Regions from separate parts of the Mus musculus genome. Here region 2 is linked to region 1. The links are chromatin contacts, found by Hi-C or POLR2A ChIA-PET in ENCODE. All regions are on one chromosome and are shown on one strand. Each heading gives the region's core, a stretch centred on a gene start or an enhancer-like site at or near the end of the contact. The rest is flanking DNA. Distances are from core to core; before and after follow the strand shown.

Region 1 (3,651 bases), core at 356-2,855:
CAAGGAGGCAGAAGATTCCTGGGGAGAGCAGCTATGGTTGGGAGTGAGTCAGGGACTGGTCTCTAGATGAAGAAGGAGAGCGTTCACCATGTCTAGATATCTGAGTCCCTTGGTCTTTTGTGTTCTTTTCCTTATTGGGCAGAGGACTCAAACGGGAGCGAGCAATAAACAGTGCTTCGTCTGTAAGTTCTGTGCTGATTCGGGTCAGGAATTCTTCAGAGCAGGATAATTTCTGAAAAGGAAGTTAGAATTCAGTCTGCAAATTCCCATTGGTCTGGTGTCTTCCAGGCTGCAGGCTCTGGCTTGGGAAACTGGTATTAGAAGGCCCTAGACCTGGAAAGCTGTCTGTGGGGCCTTAGGGTTAAGGCTCAAGGCTAAGGCTCAAGGCTCATGGCTCAGACAGGGCTCCCTGCCTGGCTCTTCCCATCTCCTTCACTTTTCCATTGTCGTTTACCTGCCCTCCACCTAAGGAGGCGGCAGCTTGAGATGACCTGATGTCCTTTTTGTCCCCACTCCTGGCAGATGTGGATGCCATCCTCCTGGAAACGAAGTTTTTGTTAGACTGAGAAGCCAACCCACACCCCCTCAGATTCCGCCTCACTCCACTCCCGGGGCCCCAGATTTATTTAGTCCATAACTATAGCTCAAACATCCTACTGACTCAGTTCTGTCCTTGAAAAAATTGGTTGTTTTGCCTACTAAGTTGAAGGGAGGGGCTCTCAGAACAACTCCCTTCCCTATTCCCTCCAGAGCCCTTCTTCCTCCTTTTCTGCCAAGGCACTTCCTTAGGCAAGACAGCCAACATGCAGTCCCCGACCCGGCTAATTGGTTGAAATCTTAGGGTACTCGGCAGGAGGGGGGACGGAAAGTTCTAAGGGGACCCTATGATGGGCCTCAGGGGATTGGGAGTCCGGGAAAGAAGGTTGGGAAGAGGGAGAGCCAGGGAAGTGCTGCTCCGGATTGCTATAAAGACCTAAATGTTTACGGAAGTTCTATGGTTCCGTTGCTAGGAGACTAGAGGTTCTAGAACTAAGGACAATGTCCTAGTGTGCCATACTGGCTCTCCTGATTCCTTCTTGGAGGCGGTGACCCCAGAGTTATATCAAGGCATTTAGGAGATGGAAAGGCGTTAGGGTGGAACTTGGGCTCTAATCCTCCCACCACCAGGGCGGCGCTAGAAGCAAGCGGCAGGCATGCTCGGAGCCTCTCTAGCCACCTCTTCCCAGCCTGGGTCCCGGAGAGCGACGAGGATCGCAAGCGTCGCGGGCGGGGAAGCGATGTGGGCTGTACTAAGTCACCCAATCTCTTGGGGAGGCGCAGACTCGGGACGGAGTAATCTCTACGCCTTACGGTTGCCTCCAGGAGTTTACGCCCTCTGTGAAATGCAAAATGCAGATTCCCTCTCAGGTCTCTTCTGCTGCTCCCTTTCCAGTTTCTTCCTTTGCGGCTGGCTCTCGAGTCTCTCCCCTCCCCTGTGCGTTGGTACGAGCCGAAGCCTAGGGGCCCCGGCAGGAAAAGGAAGCAGGCCGGCCTTAAAGGGACCTCAGCCATTATTTATTTAATTAATTTATTTATATTTAAAAGCCGCTCTCTCCTTCTTCCGATGTTCTTAACGTCCCGGACAGAAGAGTAGGCTCCAGAAGCCAGGCGCAGCGGAGCTGCGGAGCCCGCTGCTGGAGACGTCAGCTCCTGCCCATCGGAAGGCCAGGTGTGCGTGAGCTGTGCCCAGGGGTGTCCCGCACCCCGGCGCCCTGCGGGCTCTAACAGCTGGGATTGCCCGGGGGAACTGGGCCCAGGGCTCAGGTGGAGCGGCTGATGCCCGGAGCTGAAAGGTGAGACCACGCTGGTAAGGCTGGTACCAAGACCTTGCCCCTCCAGACCTGGGCCGAGACGACAAGGGGAGCCGCCAAGATGCCAGAGGAAAATATCTTCCTGTTCGTGCCTAACCTTATCGGTGAGTGCTGCCTGCGGCCCCAAAACCAGCGGGGTGGGGGTGGGGAGGGGCGCGAGAAACCCTAAGCTGGCTCCCCAATCACACCCTGTACCTCTCCCATCCCATCCCAAGGTTATGCCCGGATTGTCTTCGCCATCATTTCCTTCTACTTTATGCCCTGCTGCCCCTTCACGGCCTCCTCCTTCTATCTACTCAGCGGACTCCTAGACGCTTTCGATGGACACGCAGCTCGAGCCCTTAATCAAGGTGACAGAACTTTACCACCACCAGCACTAACTGGGGTCCCAACATCCTCTGTCCTTTCCCTGCTTTCTCAGAACCTCGTTGAGAGCTGCCTAGGATATAAGCTTGCTCTTGATGATTGATCTCTGTTTGGGATGGGTGTGGAAGACCTAGACCCTGCATAGCTGTGAGCATGGAATTCCATTCGGGTGTGGCATAATGGCTCATGCTTGTAATGCCAGCACTGATAAGGTAGGTAGATTGCTCCAAGTCAGAAGTCATATTGAGTACCACGTGAGCCAGGACTACACAGTAAAATCCTGCAAAAATAAGTGATTGGGGCTGAAGGCTAAGTTTGTTCTCAGAGGTTAAGACTGCTTACTGCTGCCTGGCGGTGGTGGCGCACGCCTTTAATCCCAGCACTTGGGAGGCAGAGGCAGGCAGATTTCTGAGTTTGAGGCCAGCCTGGTCTACAAAGTGAGTTCCAGGACAGCCAGGGCTATACAGAGAAACCCTGTCTCAAAAACAAACAAACAAAGCAAACAAAACAAACAACAACAACAAAACCGAAAGAATGCTTACTGTTCTTCTAGAGGACCTAGATTTGATTCCCAGAACCAACATGATGGCTTACAACCACCAGTTCCAAGGAATCAATGTCCTCTTCAGGCTATATATATATATGTGTGTGTGTGTGTGTGTGTATATATATATATATACGCTGATAGACACTGAGACCATAGAAGATAAATAAACTTTTAAAAATGTAAGTAAATAACAAAGTTCCATTCAACAGGTGTTTACTAGGTAGTTGCTAGGCACAAACATTCGGGATTCTGGAAGAGAGGTTGGTGCCCGGTGGGAGGAAAGCAGATGATGTTTGGAGCTCTGACTTAATTTTGTAATCGAGTTCCCCAGACCCACTTCTAAAATTGCCTCTGAGACTTTGGGTCTGCTTGCCTTTCTTTGGGGCCTGGTTTTGGGTTAGAGGAGTTGAAGATAGAGTTTCCCCATTCCAATACCTCTTTCTTGCCATAGCCCCATGCCTTCTCATTTCTTGTCCTCATAACCCATGCCCTTCTGGCCTCACCATCTTTCCTTCTCTGGCAGTAGATGGTAGGCACTTTCAAACTCCTTTTATTGTCAGCCTGGAGTGATAGGCCAGAGCGGGTACCTGTCACAGGTCCACTATGCCAAACAGTCCCTTTCCACTTAGTAGTCATCATTTTTCAGGAACCCGGTTTGGGGCCATGCTCGACATGCTGACGGACCGTTGCGCCACCATGTGTCTCTTGGTCAACCTGGCCCTGCTCTACCCACGAGCCACCCTTCTCTTCCAGCTCAGCATGAGCTTGGACGTGGCCAGTCACTGGCTGCATCTGCACAGGTTTGTTTGCTTTGATTGATGCTTGGGGTGCTGGTGAGTGGAAGGCATTACAGTGGGGCGGGGACTGGGATGGCTTCAGGCTTGTGGG
Region 2 (3,651 bases), core at 547-3,046, 48 kb before region 1:
TTCTGGAGTGTCTGAAGACAGCTACAGTGTACTTACATATAATAAATAAATACATCTTAAAAAAAAAAAAGACTGTCTGTGGAAGACAAATTTACAACTCTCTTTAGGTGCTGGAAGTCTCTTGCCAAACAGAGAGCCAAGGTCACCAGGTTAGTTAACGGCTGGTTCCAGCCTTCTGCAAGGTATAGCATTTCTTCCCTTGAAGGAACAACTTTCTGTGCTTAACATTACAGATTCCCCAAGTGTTTATCTGTGAGTGCAAGGACCCCTCCCCCATGCCTCCTACAGTAAAGAATTAGCATTTGTAGGAGAGAGTTATATTCGGTCATTTTGTGTTCAGATATGATTATGGAATATGCTTCTTATCCACCAGAGTGTGAATTTGCCTGAAATTGGTGTTTTGTAAAACTGAGCTGACCAAGCCACTGCCACAGCCTCGCTATGGGTGCTAGGCCAGTCCTGGCAACAGCAAGGCTTCAGGGAGGAGAGCAAGTTCCAGTCAAGAATTACCTTCTCACTGCTCCACCTGGTAGGGAGAGCAGGCTTGGCAATCCCTCTTGGCAGAACACAAGTTTCTTCAGTGCCGGACACATTTCTTGATAACATCTTCTAACAGCCACTTTGCTTCTCCACACTGCTACCTCTCCAGAGCCAACACTAGATTTGTACCCCTGACTGAGCAGCAAAAGAACCAACCAGACCCAGAGAGAGGAGCTTTGCCCAGATCTTCCAGTCAGCTGGTGACAGAGTTGGAGAAGAGAAACTGGAACTCTCTCCCGACACAGGGGTTTTCTATGTAGACTAGGGTTGGACTTGAACTCAGAGAGCCACCTGCTTCTGTCTCCTGAGTGCTGGGATTAAAGGTGTGAGCCAACACTGCCTGGTTTGACTTTGCTTAAACATCCAAGACAAAACCCCTTCCAGACGTTAGGGCAGGCTGTTAAATACCTCAGCTATCACCTCTTGTTCACAATGCCCTATACCTTCTTCTCTTTTGGGGTTCCTTGGAAGGTCTCATGACAGCTGGGATTCTAAGACCTTCACTAGCTTGTCCAGTCTTATTCTTGTAATCGCCACGTTCCTGCCTAATGGTTCTCCTTTTGCTTTGAGATAGGTAAGACTGTATAGGCCAGGATCCCCTGGAGCTCATAATCTCTCTGCCTCAGCCTCCAGGGCTAAAATTAGTTATATGTAATTCAGGTCTCTATCCTTTTCCCTTCAGGGAACTCTTTGCACCCGCCTTCTAACCTGTGAGTCCCCTGGAAACCCTATGGCCTCATTGGAGAACTTTCTTTTTTCTTTTTTTTTTTTTTTTTTTTGTTTTGGTTTTTGGTTTTTTCGAGACAGGGTTCCTCTGTTTAGCCCTGGCTGTCCTGGAACTCACTTTGTAGACCAGGCTGGCCTCGAACTCAGAAATCTGCCTGCCTCTGCCTCCCGAGTGCTGGGATTAGAGGTGTGTGCCACCACGCGCGGTGAACTTTCATTTTGTTGACGGTTCTTCTAACAGTCTGTCAAGTGCACTGAGCTGGGCTAGGAAAACTATACTCAACCTTCAGCCTCTGCGCTTGTTTCTTTTTACGCGAATGAAGCGCTGCTGAAATCGTCACGGGTTGCGGTATTCTCCATCCACATGAACAAGGGGGCAAAGGATCCTTTAGACGTTTTCTCAGAACACCACACCCCCCAACCCGCAGGCTGGACTGCAACGGCGCCACCGACTGCGCACGCCCCGGTTCTTGGCTCCGCCCCCGAGACGCGGCCCTCGGCCTGGCCGCGCCTGCGCAGCTCCGCGCGCCGGCTTCCGGGTGGAGAGAGCGCGCGATGGGGCGGCTGGTGGACGTCGCGGAGTAGCTGTGGAGAGTGGGCGTGTGCGCCGAGCGGCCGGGCGCCGGCGCTGGAGTCGCGGGATCTCAGGGAACCGGACCGGGGCGCAGAGAGGGCCTCCGACTGCCACCCGCGTCCGCTCACTGGCATGTCGGCCGAGGCCTCGGGCCCGGCGCCGGCTGCGGCCGAATGCTTGGAGTCCCCTAGCCCCTCGAGTGTGGAGCCTGGCTCCCCCTCGTACAGTCTGAAGCCCCTCACCCCGAACAGCAAGTATGTGAAGCTGAACGTGGGCGGCTCGCTGCATTACACCACGCTGCGCACCCTCACGGGGCAGGACACCATGCTCAAGGCCATGTTCAGCGGCCGCGTTGAAGTGCTCACAGACGCGGGAGGTATGCGTGCCGCCGGTACACGTGCTGCCCTCCAGCTCCCAGTTCATTCCAGGCTCCCTAGTCCCATCTTATCTTTTCCTAATTCAGAATCTCTCTCTTTCCCCAATCCTTTACTTCCAGCAGTAACATCTGCCAAGCGCTCCATTGCCGATTATCTGCTCTTCTTCCCTTAGTTCAAACAGCCAAGGAACCAGGTCTACTGCAAGCAGTACCCCTCAAACAACCTTTATCACTTACTTCCCACTGCCCAGCCTTTTGTTTGCCTCTCTGCGGTAGAACCGCCCCAGGTAGCCTCGAGAACGGAAAGATTTGGTCTGTCTCTAATACAAGTGCCCAGTGCCCGCACTCTAGGAATCATCCATGAATGCGAAGTGAAGGGCGCAGCTTTTCTTGACAGGTGAACCTTAACCTTCTCGGGAGTGTTGCCTTAAATTTGGGACTCACTTATTGTAGAATAGCTTTAAGGGGAAGGGCTTAACATAGATAAAAGCAAACACTTAGGAGGTGAAGTTCGGCTTTCAAATACCGAAGATGAAAATTCACTTATTTGATTAGTATTGTGATGCGTCAGTTACTGCTAGAGAAAGTTTGGTAAAGGGAAATGATGAATCTTGGGGAGTTAGCCCCACACCCCGCAGGGAGTTGGGGAGGGCATGGAGTAGGAATGACCAGTAAGCAAGAAAATCTCATGTAATCACAGTAATTCTTGGTATTCCAAGTAATGTTACTACTTCATCGTTGTGAACCGGAGGATTGAAGTGGGCATTTTTCATTAAATTAGATGGTTAAAATGAATACAAGGGGTTACATTTATTGATAAGGTAATTTGGTAAGAATCTCCCCCATGGTGAGCTGGGCCTGGTGCCTCCTGCCTATACTGCTAACACTCAGTTTGGGTTACATAATGAGATCCTGACTTTAAAACAACGTTCCCACGGTGAGAGCCTTCTGACTGCCCAGCAGATTTGGGAGGGATCTGTTCCGTGGCAGGTGTGTGTATGATACACTGGAGATGTTTGAAACAGTTTTTGAACATGGCAGAGGTCTGAAACAGGTAAGTATTAGGTTTTCTTGTTGTCGTTCTTGTTGCCTCCCTGTCCCCACAGGGTTTTTTTCATGTCACCTTGGCTGCTGGAACTCACTCTGTAGACCACCAGGCTGGCCGCAAACTCAAGAGATCCACCTGCCTCTGCCTTCCAGATACTGAGATTAAAGGGGTGTGGCGCCAGGCATATATAGGTTTTCCTATGGCGTTGGAATCAGTTTCTAACAATGTATTAGCCCCAGTGCCTCCAGCAAGCCATCCTTCCTTTTGCCTTTTCCCACCCCACCAGGTTGGGTGCTGATTGACCGGAGTGGCCGCCACTTTGGCACAATTCTCAACTACCTGCGGGACGGGTCGGTGCCACTGCCTGAGAGTGCCAGAGAACTCGGG

The links. A loop is a pair of places that touch in the nucleus more often than their neighbours do. ChIA-PET counts read pairs that join two places held with the same protein, here RNA polymerase II (POLR2A).
Region 2: a map of heart shows a loop between it and region 1 (6-fold over the local background). The contact joins the promoter of Kctd13 here to the promoter of Cdipt in region 1. A Hi-C loop is called at or near these places in 2 of 37 maps with a recorded cell type or tissue (both heart). POLR2A ChIA-PET finds 5 or more read pairs at or near these places in 2 of 5 experiments (Patski and embryonic stem cell).

The regions. Positions count from the first base shown.
Region 1 is chr7:126,974,853-126,978,503 of GRCm38, forward strand. Cdipt (CDP-diacylglycerol--inositol 3-phosphatidyltransferase (phosphatidylinositol synthase)) reads left to right here and starts at 1,606. Exons shown (of 6, transcript NM_026638.4): 1 at 1,606-1,954; 2 at 2,066-2,200; 3 at 3,410-3,563. The coding sequence starts at 1,912. Cdiptos (CDIP transferase, opposite strand) reads right to left here and starts at 994. Exons shown (of 6, transcript NM_001362232.1): 1 at 974-994; 2 at 455-539; 3 at 88-232. The coding sequence starts at 535.
Region 2 is chr7:126,927,083-126,930,733 of GRCm38, forward strand. It overlaps Kctd13 (potassium channel tetramerisation domain containing 13), which reads left to right and starts at 1,797. Exons shown (of 6, transcript NM_172747.2): 1 at 1,797-2,216; 2 at 3,551-3,651. The coding sequence starts at 1,973. It also overlaps a transcript of Tmem219 not described here.